Linked DNA regions of Homo sapiens: region 2 is linked to region 1. The links are chromatin contacts, found by Hi-C or POLR2A ChIA-PET in ENCODE. All regions are on one chromosome and are shown on one strand. The core of a region is the stretch at or near the end of the contact, and the rest is flanking DNA. Distances in the headings are between cores, read along the strand shown.

The links. Hi-C counts contacts between places; a loop is a spot of excess contacts on that map. ChIA-PET counts read pairs that join two places held with the same protein, here RNA polymerase II (POLR2A).
Region 2: a map of HepG2 shows a loop between it and region 1 (11-fold over the local background). The contact joins two enhancer-like sites. A Hi-C loop is called at or near these places in 1 of 168 maps with a recorded cell type or tissue (HepG2). POLR2A ChIA-PET finds 5 or more read pairs at or near these places in 1 of 52 experiments (activated CD4-positive, alpha-beta T cell).

The regions. Positions count from the first base shown.
Region 1 is chr1:16,416,624-16,422,452 of GRCh38, forward strand. SPATA21 (spermatogenesis associated 21) reads right to left here. Exons shown (of 13, transcript NM_198546.1): 4 at 5,288-5,348; 5 at 4,886-4,934. Among named protein-coding and RNA genes, the nearest start is that of SPATA21, 18 kb to the right of the region's middle. Within about 2 kb of position 4,253, at least 5 of the 41 ENCODE cell types and tissues checked have a DNase peak (open chromatin) inside an H3K27ac peak, as active enhancers do.
Region 2 is chr1:17,085,912-17,091,862 of GRCh38, forward strand. It overlaps PADI2 (peptidyl arginine deiminase 2), which reads right to left. Exons shown (of 16, transcript NM_007365.3): 7 at 610-788. Among named protein-coding and RNA genes, the nearest start is that of PADI2, 31 kb to the right of the region's middle. RefSeq lists an enhancer at 1-444. Within about 2 kb of position 3,725, at least 2 of the 41 ENCODE cell types and tissues checked have a DNase peak (open chromatin) inside an H3K27ac peak, as active enhancers do.

The DNA.
Region 1 (5,829 bases), core at 3,003-5,502:
GCTGAGATCACACCACTACAGCACTCCAGCCTGGGCGACAGAGAGAGACTCCATCTCAAAAAAAAAAAAAAAGAATGTGGTGGGAATGCAATATCCTAAGATAGGGAGGGACTGGCTGGAACACCCCAGGATCTGTTCCACTCCCCTGAGCCCCAGAAATAGGATGGCCTTCAAGGCTTTAGCCCAGCAAATCATGTCACCTTGATGTATAAAACCCAGGGTGTGCTGCTTTCTGCGGTCCCTCAGCAAGTGCGGCACACGCAGACAGGACTCCCTCTGTCCCAGACAGCTTTCCTGAGCCTTGGGGCCCAGGCTCACAGTGGATCCTAGGCTTCTATTGTCCTTTGTTGCCCATCTTTAGTAATAAACTCACTTTTATAACATGTATGCATGGGTATTCTGCCTCACTGGACTCAAGACAAGTTGGTAACCAGTACACGGTGAGCCTGCCTCACATCCTGGAGGCTTCATATCACAGCCAGTCTAGCTTTTCAGCCGCTCTGTCCATTGTATCCAATATGCTTGTCCCACGAGGCCCAGATGATGGCCCTCTCCATCGTCACTTTTCATTCACCTTCCTTCCCATCTCTGTAACTTTCCTTGTGATGGGTCTGCTGCCTGGCTGCCCTTTCTTTTCTTTGCCTTTTTTCTTTTGAGACGGAGTTTCACTCACTGCCTAGGCTAGAGTGCAATGGCAAGATCTTGGCTCACTGCAGCCTCTGCCTCCTGGGTTCAAATGATTCTCCTGCCTCAGCCTCCCAAGTAGCCGGGACTACAGGTGCCTGCCACCATGCCCAGCTAATTTTTTTGTGGGCTTTTTTTTTTTTTTTTTGAGACAAAGTCTCGCTCTTGTTCCCCAGGCTGGAGTGCGATGGCACGATCTTGGCTCACTGCAACCTCTGCCTCCCAGGTTCAAGCGATTCTCTCTTGAATAGCTGGGATTACAGGCACCTGCCACCACGCCTGGCTAATTTTTTTGTATTTTTAGTAGAGACGGGGTTTTTTTTCCCCATGTTGGCCAAGCTGGTCTCGAACTCCTGACCTCAGGTGATCCGCCCACCTCGGCCTCCCAAAGTGCTGGGATTACAGGCATGAGTCACCGTGCCCGGCCATTTTTTGTGTTTTTAATAGAGATGGGGTTTCACCATGTTGACCTGGTTGGTCTTGAACTACTGACCTCAGGTGATCCGCCCACCTCAGCCTCCTAAAGTGTTGGGATTACAGGCGTGAGCCACTCACTGCACCTGGCCCTGGGCGCCCTTTCTACTCCCTGGCTCTGTCTGTATTCCATTCCCTCTGTATGGCCTAATATCAGTCCTCCCTCTCCAGAAAGCTACCTGCTGGCCCCAGGGCTCCTCTGAGTGCCTGCAGGACTTCCTGTCCAGGACCTCTCATCTCTTGTGGTGCCACCAGCTCAGCTGCATCCTCCAGAGCAGGGAGCAGGGGCCCTCCCCGGCTTTCCTTGTCCTTTCTCTCCAAGCACTGGGCCTGGTATGCCACAGACACTCAGTATGTACTTGCAGAGCTAAATTGTGCCCTCTCCTCTTCTCCCCCACAGTATCCAGCCCACGCTTTGCATGGGGTAGGGATGGGGTAAAAGGCAGAAACACACAGGCAAGGAATAGTTCTTATTTCTCTCTCTCTTTTTTTTATTTTTATTTTTTTTGAGATGGAGTCTCGCTCTGTCGCCCAGGCCGGAGTGCAGTGGCGTGATCTCGGCTCACTGGAAGCTCTGCCTCCTGGGTTCATGCCATTCTCCTGCCTCAGCCTCCCAAGTAGCTGGGACTACAGGTGCCCGCCACCATGCCCAGCTAATTTTTTTGTATTTTTAGTAGAGAAGCGGTTTCACCTTGTTAGCCAGGATGGTCTCGATCTCCTGACCTCATGATCCTCCCGCCTCAGCCTCCCAAAGTGCTGGGATTACAAGCATGAGCCACCATACCCTCTCTTTTTTTTTTTTCCAAGACAGAGGCTTGCTCTGTTTCTCAGGCTGAAGTGCAGTGCCGCTATCTTGGCTCACTGCATCCTCTGCCTCACGGGTTCAAGTGACTCTCCTGCCTCAGCCTCCAAAGTAGCTGGGACAACAGGTGCACGCCACCATGCCCCACTAATTTTTGTATTTTGGCCAGGCTGGTCTTGAACCCCTGACCTCAGGTGATCCACTTGCCTCGGCCTCCCAAAGTGCTTGGATTACAGGGATAAGCCACTGCATCCGGCCTAGTTCTTATTTCTCATCTGACTTCTCACTAGTCTGGAGAGGTACCTCATCTTATTCCCATCCATTCATTTATTCAACACATTCCTGTTGAGTACCTACCACGTGCTGGGCATTGTTTGAGGCACAAAGCATAGAGGAGTAAGTCAACTAGCAAGGCTGCCCTCAGGGAGCTTGCGTTCTAGATAATGAATAGGTTGACAACTTAAAGATAATGTCGGAGGGAGAAAGTACTACAAAGACAATAAAACAGGACAATGTGATAGGCTGAGTGTGGCTGACAGGCTCCTTGAGATGGCTGGCCAGGGAAGGCCTTGTGGAAAAACTGATGTCGAAATTGAAAGTGAATGACTCAAGAGAGCCGTAAGACTGTCTATGAAGAGGAGTTCAGGCACAGGAACATTCAAAGGCCCTGGGGTGAGACTAGGCTTAGCATATCCAAGGGCTGGAGGTTAGACCAGAGTGGCTAGACATAGGGCTTTATGGCTCTTGGTGAAGATTTTGGATCTTATTCTAAGAAGATGAGGCTTGGACTAGGGTAATGAAAGAGGGAGTGGAAGGAAGGGACGGATTCAGGATTTATTTTGTAGGTAGCACTAAACAGGGCTTGTTGACACGTGAAAGGATTATAGAGGGAAAAGGAGGAATCAGAGGTGATTTTGAGCTGGGTTGCATGAGCCCCTTGGGTGAGAAAGGCAGTGTCATTTGCTGGGCTGAAGAAGACTGCTGTGGTCATGTTTGAGAAGTGAATTAGCCAGCCAGAGGGAATTCAAGTAGGCCATTGGATATATGAACATGGAATTTAAAGGCAAGGTCTATGGCTGGGCATGGTGGCTCACGCCTGTGATCCCAGCAGTTTGGGAGGCTGAGGCGGGCGGATCACCGGAGGTAAGGAGTTCGAGAGCAGCCTGACCAATATGGTGAAACCCCATCTTTACTAAAAATACAAAAATTAACCGGGTGAGGTGGTGCTTGCCTGTAATCCCACCTACTCGGGAGGCTGAGGCAAGAGAATTGCTTGAACCTCAGAGACAGAGGTTGCAGTGAGCTGAGATTGCGCCACTGCACTTCAGCCTGGGCAACAGAGACTCTGTCAATTCAAAAAAAGAAAAAGGCAAAGTCTCGCCTGAAGATATGGATTTGGGAATCATCAGAGGGACTGAATGAGATCATCCAGGGAGAGAATGGAGATGGGAGACCAGAGGGTGGAGCCCCGAGGGTGGAGAAGATGAGGAGGAACTAGGGAGGGAGACTGGGAAGGAGTTGCTAGTGACATGGGAGGAGAACCAAGGTAGGGCTGTCATGGAGCCTGGAGAAGGCAGCATTGAGGAGAGAGGGAGCCACTGTGTCTTCTGCTGTTGCGAGGTGGGCTCTGTAAGGACAGAGCTCTTCCATTTGATAAGCCAGATGGAGATTATGGAGACCCCGATAAAAGCTCTCATATGGGGATGTGTTGAGAAAAGACAAGCGGAGGAGGTGAGGGGGACAATTATTGAGGGATGGGGCTGCAAAGGGGAGCAAGGAAAGACGGCTTTTGACGCCAGGTATGTTTGTACACGCCTGTAGTCCCAGCTACTCAGGAGGCTGAGACTAGCTTGAACCCGGGAGGTGGAGGTTGCAGTGAGCCGTGATCACACCACTGCACTCCAGCCTGGGCAACAGAGACTCTGTCTCAAAAAAAAGGAAAGAAAGAAAGAAAGGCAGCTTTTGATATTGTGGAGGCTGAGCCATGTTTGTATGCTGATGGAATCGTCCTGTAGTAACGCAGAGAGGGATCATGTGGTGGGGGGAGGGGACGAGAGCTAATGAATAAATGGGGAGACAGCCATGGGAGCAGGGGCCCATCTTCACAGCTCCCATTGCAGCCAAATCAAGGCAGGGAGGGTGGTGGGTTTGGGGATGCTTCTTCTCATCTGATGCTTCTGTTTGTCAGTGACACATGAGTGAGATGAGGGGCGTGGGGGATGCTGTTGTGAAATGATGACCTGGAGCGGAGGGAGGGCGGTGTGGCCAAGGAAAAGTGAGACTTGCAGGCAGCATCTGACATGAGTGGTTAATGCTTGAAAGTGAAACCCATCAATAAGACAGGATGTTCTCCAACCGCATTAAGCTGCTCAACATGGGTACAAGGCTGAGTGAGTTTAGCCAGGGTGGGGTTTTGCCAATGAACAGAACAGGATGAGACAGGGCAGATGCTGGCAGGGCATGCATGCTAGTGACTGTGTATTTGCAGGTTGCCTGGTCAGGTCAAAGAACTAGGAAGTGGCAGAGCTTGGGGAGGGAAGGATGGCTGGGAGGGGTCGGGGAAGCCTCCCAGGTGTTCAGGGATGCTTTGGATTGTGTGGCTGTGGCCGAGGGCAAATGGGTGGAAGAAATCCATGCTGATGTGGAACAAGCCACCACCTGGGATGAACCCAAGGGCTCCAGAGTGTAAGAGCATTCTTGATGCCCACCCAGAATACACACACATGCATACACACAGGCACAGGCACACACACACACGTGTGCACATCCATGTGCACTTTAACACACAGCCACACACACCTTCCTTGGTTTGACTCCAAATAGGGGTTTGACGTGCCACATCCGCTTCTGCCCTCTTCCTCCTCCTGATCCCCCCTGCCTTTCTCCTACACAGCTCGTCCCCGTTCCCCCTATGGCCCTACTTACTGGTGGAGGAAGAGGCCCCGGTGCTGGGTGGGTCTCCACAGCCTCACCCCTGAATAGAAGAGAAACCCCCAGGTGGGGGAAGCGCTCAGCTGAAGGTTTGCCCCCCTGCCCTCCCCTCTCAGCCCCCAGGACACTCAGTTCCACCCCAGCCTCATCCCCTTGGCCTTCTCATCTCAGGGGGCTCCTTATGTCCCCACATCCTCATATATACAGGCTCACGGAACCAAGAATTCTGGTATTCCAGCCATTACACAGATGGGGAAATTGAGACCCAGCGGAGCATGACTTGCCCAAGGTCCTCTACCAGGTCAGGAGCAGTCTGGACTAGAATTCACCCCACCTGAAACTCAGCAGAAGAGCATCCTTGTTGGGGGCAGGGGATGGCACTGGATGATGACTTACCCTCCTTTTGCTTTTTTAGGTCCAGGCGTGGATGGCAGGAAGGGGTTGACTGTCTTTTCCTCTGGAGCCACGACGGACATTGGGGGCATTGCTTCCTGAGAGCTGTCCCCATGTCCCCCTGGGCTGGGCTCTGGCGGAGCCTCCTGTGGCCTGATGTGTGGGACACCTGCCTCCTTGGGGTGCTTGCCTCCCAGTGGCTGGCCATGGCTGGCCAAGCGGCAGCAAGGCTCTGCTGGCTGCACCATGTCTGCCTGGTGACTGGGGGTGGATTGATATCCGGAGCCCTGTCAAGGACAAGGACACCACGGCTGGGGAGCTCCATCCTCGTTCCCAGGTGAACCTCAATGCTCCAGGCGAACTGGAGACCAGTTATTACACACTTACTAGGGTCCCAGCACTTCAGGCATCATCTTACTTAATTCTCCTAGTGCCCCTAGAAGGTAGCACAGGTACTCCCACATTTTGAAGGGTGAGGAAATTGAAGCCCAGAGAAGGCGTGGCCTACCCAAAGAACCACACTTCCCTATGGGAGTGGAATGAGA
Region 2 (5,951 bases), core at 2,475-4,974, 670 kb after region 1:
TTGTGATAGAGATTCTTGTGAGCACAGCACGCCCTCAGTGATGGGGGCTTCTCTAGAGGGACAGGACCTCTTCTCCTCATCCAGTTTCTCCCCAAAGCAAGAGCAAGGCTGGCTGAGATGCCTGGCCCCAGGGTAGGGCACAACCTGAAACTGGGATTTGGGGTTCAGCCTGCAGTCAGAGTTGGTATAACCCACAGTTGGGGGAGGGGTCAGAGTGGGGCAGGAAGTACAGAGCGCGCAGTAGGTGGTCAGCAAACCCCACCTGGGTGGCTGCTTAGAGCCTCGCGCTAATCAGCAGGACTCTGGGCCTTAGACCTAGGCAGGGAGCAGGGCAGGCCAGGACACAGGCGTGGAGTGTGTCAGGAAACATTGCCCACAGGGAATCCGTGGGGAGCAGAAGCAGCAAGGAGACTGATCCCAGGAGCATGGCTCAGAGGACCCTGGCAGACACGTGCAGGCTTTGCTGGGGGGCATCGAGGTCTCCTAGCCTGGACCCACCCCTTTGGCGCTTTGAGCAGGGTGGAGCATAGCATAGGAATGGCCCACTAGTAGGAGACCCACCCTGGCCCCTGGGGTTAGCCCCCTGTGGTGGAGGCCTGGAGCCCTCACCTGGGCCATGTACTCCAGCAGGCTGACATGGATGGAGACCAGGCCTGAGAAGCCCTCGTCGGGGAAACAGAGGCCTTCCACGAAGAACAGCAGCTCCGCGGAGCCACCCGTGTACTTGACCACATGGTAGAGCTTCCGCCGGCCCAGGATGTGGATATAGCGTTGGCCGAAGAACGGGTCTGGAGGGAAAAGGACCAACGTCAGACTCCCACCCGCATCAGAAAGAGGTCGGTGGGGTGGGATCACCGATGGGGACAAAAGGGCAAAGTAACTTGTCCTCTAGACAGAGAGAAAAGCACAAGCAGAAAATGCCACCAGAATGGCCATGGCTAGGTCATTGTCATTGTCTCAGCACTGCTGTGTGCTGGCTGTGTGGCGCTTTGCCAGACAGTCACCCTCTCTGGCTTTTGGCTTCCCCATCTATAAAATAAGCAAGCTCTCTCGTGAACGGCTGATAGGAAATTGCCAGCTGAGCAGTTAGTGGTTCCAGGGGAGGATGTAATTGTTTCCATTTCACAGATGAGGAAACCAATCTCAGAAAGGAGGAGTGGCTTGTCCAAAGTCAGACAGCCAGTAAATAGCTGAGCTGGGACTCAGATTCAAGTCGAATTCTGAATCCCGAGCTCTCATCCCCTCTGTATAAACAAACCATAAATGTGCCCATTATACCAAAAATTCCCTCCATATCATGGAAGCCGTGTTGGTGTAAAGGCCAGTGCATGGGCTGTTCATTTTTGTGGCTGGGCGGAAAGATAGGTTCCTCCAGGGCTCCTGCCCTCCTGAAAGCTCCCAGTTTGACTTGTGCTCTCCCCTCTGCCTGAAACAATTGTGTCCCTTCTTCCTTCAGGCCTTGGTTTGTGTCACTTGCAACAATCCAGCCCAGTTTCCCCAGAGACAAAGCCAGGGGCTCTGTTTGGAGCTCCCACAGCCACCTGCCATCTCCATCACAGTCTTTTTATGTTTGTTTGTTTGTTTATTTATTTATTTATTTATTTTTTGAGACAGATTCTTGCTCTGTAACCTAGGCTGGAGTGCAGTGGCATGATCCTGGCTCACTGCAACCTCTGCCTCCTGGGTTCAAGCGATTCTCCTGCCTCAGCCTCCCAAGTAGCTGGGATTACAGGCGCCCACCACCACATATGGTTAATTTTTGTATTTTTTAGCAGAGACAGGGTTTCATCGCCATCTTGGTCAGGCTGGTCTCGAACTCCTTGCCTTTAGTGATTTGCCTGCCTTCAGACCCCCAAAGTGCTGGGATTACAGGTGTGAGCCACCACACCCGGCCTCATCACAGCCTTTTTAAATGTGGGTGACCTGTGCGAGGGTAGAGACAGGCCCAGTGGGGCCCAGGGCCTGCCCGGCACATGGTCATGTTTAACAAATGTCTACTGAACGAACCAATGACTCCCACAACATTCCCTGTGGGAGAGACCAAGGGGGAATTTTCAGGCAGATTGAGAGCACATGAATCAGGCAAGGACCTTCGGGGAGACAGAGGTGGTCCAAATGCAGCCTCTGTAACAGCAGTGCTCAGCTGATGATAAGATGGAGCAGATGTGGGAAGCGTCATAACGGCGGCTATGGGTGAGATCCAGTCTGGTTACTTGGGGTAGGGTGGGGAGGGCAGAAGAGGCACGGTGGGAAGCATTTGAGCAGAGGAAGGCAGCCTTTGAGATGCCCTTGCGGGTTGGCAGAAATGGGTGTGTTGGGGAGAGGAGATACTTGCATTGGTAAAGGCATGGAGGTAGGACCCTATGCAGTTCCAGAAGGAATTTCTTTATGCCCTGTAGAGCTGGAAGGGCAGAATCAGCCTCAGCTTAGTGCTTTCAACGACAATGATAATGGTTAATGACCAGATGCTCAAGGGTTAGAACACATAAGCCGAATAGCCTGGCACAAACTAGGTGCTTGATTAAAACGTGAGAAATAAGTGGATGAACCGCGAAGCCAGGGCTTGGGATGGCTCCTCCTGTGGGACAATGTGCCGAAATAGACCCTGGTTATAAATCTCACTAAGGGTGCTTCCCTTAGTGGTTATGACTTCCAATGTCAGAGGGACCTTGGTTTAAATACTTCTCTGGCTTTACAAGCTATAAAACCTCAGGGAGCCGGGTGCAGTAGCTCACGCCTGTAATCCCAGCACTTTGGGATGCTGAGGCGGGCGAATCACGAGGTCAGGAGTTTGAGACAAGACTGGCCAACACAGTGAAACCCCGTCTCTACTAAAAATACAAAAATTAGCCGGACATGGTGGTGCGTGCCTGTAATCCTAGCTACTCGGGAGGCTGAGGCAGGAATATCACTTGAACCCAGGAGGCAGAGATTGTGGTGAGCCAAGATTGCACCACTGCACTCCAGCCTGGGCGACAGAGCGAGACTCCATCTCAAAAAAAAAAAAAAAAAAAAAAAAACCAAGCCTCAGAGAATTCACTTAACCTCCCTGAGCCTCAGTTTACTCATCTGTTAAGTGGGAGATAATGATACCCACGCCACAGGTTCAATGTAAATGACACAGGCTCAGTAACTTCAGTAACCTCAGTAACCATGGGTAACCATCAGTAACACTGCTTGGACCTGTATTACGAGGATGTGAAGGAGTTTTCATTGAATAGTTTCCAAACAGAAGGCAGGGAAACCACGTCCCACCTCATCCTCCCTTGGGAGGGAGGAGTCCAAGAAATGAGGTGGAAAAATTCAGATACTGAAAGTCCCAAAGAATAGAAAGTGAGGTCCTGCTCACCCAGAAACAATAGTGTGCACCCTGCAGCCCTGTCAGTCAGTAGTTTCAGATAGACTGGCATCATGAAAACATTTTCCTCCAGGCACTCGGGCCCTCCCATGCCCACAGGCCCCAGGCTGCACTTGAACTGATGCTCAGGGGACAGTCAGGCTTAGAAGCCAACTTGTCCTGGCAGAAGCCACACAGCCAAAGCTTTCCCAGGGCTCAGAGCACCTGGGGGGCTCCACCAAGGTCTGGGGTAGGAACAGGGATCTGGCCAGGGGTGGTGGGGCAGGTGGAGGACACGTTCTAGTCCGTCTGCCGGCAGCTTTCTCCCTCCCGATGTGGCCCGTGGCCTGTGATTCACAATGCACCTCTATTCTGGGCTGCTTTCTGACAGTTGGGGCCAGCTCCGGGCGGACTGATTTCTTGGTGGGAACAATTCAGCCATTGTCCCCAGGAGCCTCCTTACCCCGTCCTCCATCCCTGGCTCGGTGCAAACCCCACACTGAGCGTGGCCAGCTTTCTCTGCAGGAACCAACAATGCCGCTCTATTGAGTGGTCCTCGTGCCTTGGGCTGGGCCCACTGACCACCGTGACCTCTCTGCCCCAGGCATTGGCTGGCACGTGGTTTGCCTTAACCTTTCTAGCTACTTTGGAATGATTCCACTTCCCAGCGAGACTCCTTGATAGTGTGACCAGCTGATTTGGTTTCCCTAGGACTGAGGGGTTTCCTGGCATGAGGAGCCCTCAGTGCTAAAATAAGGAAAGTCCTGGGCAAACTGGATTACCATTTCCTTGTATAAAGAGGTAAGGCCCCAGTGCTTGGTGTTTTGGGCAGAATTTGAGGCTAAGGCCGTTACCAGGTCTTCCTAGGAGCACTGAAGCCTTCTGTCCACTCCAATCATTGTAACTAACAGTCATCATCATAATCTCAACAAAAGCCATAATTGCCATTTATGGAGAGCTTTCCAAAGGCCAGCTACTGCACTCAGTGCCTGACACACCTTCCTCATTAGATCCCCACCACGATCCGGGACACCCGGGACAGTCGGAACTCTTACTACTCCCATGCCACGTCAGAGATGAGCACCCCAAGGCTGGGGCTGGTGAGAAGACTTGCCTGGACCCAGAATTGTAGCTCCCTGACTCCAGCACTCCCTATAGGGGTCCTTCAGTCTCCAACCCAGCCCCCTGGCCTTGGGGAGAGCTGGTCTGACCCTACCAGGACACCTGACATTCGCTCATCCACAGGGGTGCCTGGAATTTGACATAACTCCAAAGTGTTTGCCTGGAAGAAAAAGAGACTGTGCTCCTGGTCAATTATCTGTCGTCCTTTGCTTGTGTGTGTGTGTGTGTGTGTGTGTGTGTGTGTGTGTCTAAGAGTTTTCACCCAGTGACCCAGTGTCAGCATTATTGGGAAACTGTCTCTTCTGGGTCCCCACTGTCTCAGTCGTGGCTGCTCCCCACAGGATGGGCAGCCCAAATAAGAGGCTCCAAGGGACGTTCTCAAAGCCCTTGTGGTAGTAGTTCCTCTTTTTTCTTGTCTGCTCAGGACCCATCTCAGATGGCAAGTGATGAGGAGGGATGAGATTATGGAACCAGACCAGTCCACTCCCTTTAGCAAAAAGAAGAAACTTCTAGATAATGTCCAGACATCATTATTTGCAACAGGTCTCGTGTCACGACACCAAGGTCAAGAGGCCGAGGTTGAGGTCCTGCTTGCATCCCTCCTGCTCCCACTGGTGATCCCATCCTCCATGACAACCCTGGCCTGGATGGTGTCAACATCAACATCTCCGGCCCCCTGCGGCAGCGGAGCCAGCCTGACTCTGGGCACATTCCAACCTGTGTGAGGTCACTGCTTGGAGCCCAGGGTGGATCAGAAGGAAGACTGGTATTGGGTGGCTGCTGGCCACTGCCATCCTGGCTAAATATCTCCCTGATGTGAGGGTCCAGGGTCCCTACTCACCTCATGGTGAATGCCCTGGATCTAGTAGGCCTGTCTAGAGGTGGGTTCGGGGCTGGGCCAGAGATCCTGGCCCCCCTAGGCAGCTGGGCATGCAGAAGCCTCCTCCCGCCACCCCACGACCCGCCTTGTACCATGGCAAATTGCAATGCCGACTATTTTGCTGAGGGAGTTTTTAAAACACATACATCATTATTATGACAGTCCCTTGCATAAAACCCTCTAATGGCATTCCATTGCACTCAGAAGAAAATCCAAACCCAGTCTGCATGCTCTGGCCCCTGGCCGAGCTGACTGACCTTGACTCCCAGCCCTGCTCTGGGCTTCCATCTGCTCTTCCCACACTCTAAACTGGTCTCCTCCTCCAGGCTTTGCAGATGCTGTTGCCTCTGCTTAGAACACTCTTCCCTCAGCTCACGAGTGGCTGGTTCCTTCTTATTGTTCATCTGAGTCTCAGCTCAGATGTCACCTCCTCAGAGAGGCCTTTTCAGAGGCACCCATCTAGTGGTGCCTCTGCCCTGCCATTCTCCTCACTTATTCTATTTCATTTCCTCCAATTGTGGTACTGATTATGTCTCTCTTGCTAGACTGGCGGCTCCTTGAGGGCAGGGTGTGATTGTTGTGTTTACTGCAGAGATCTCAAAGCTGAGAACA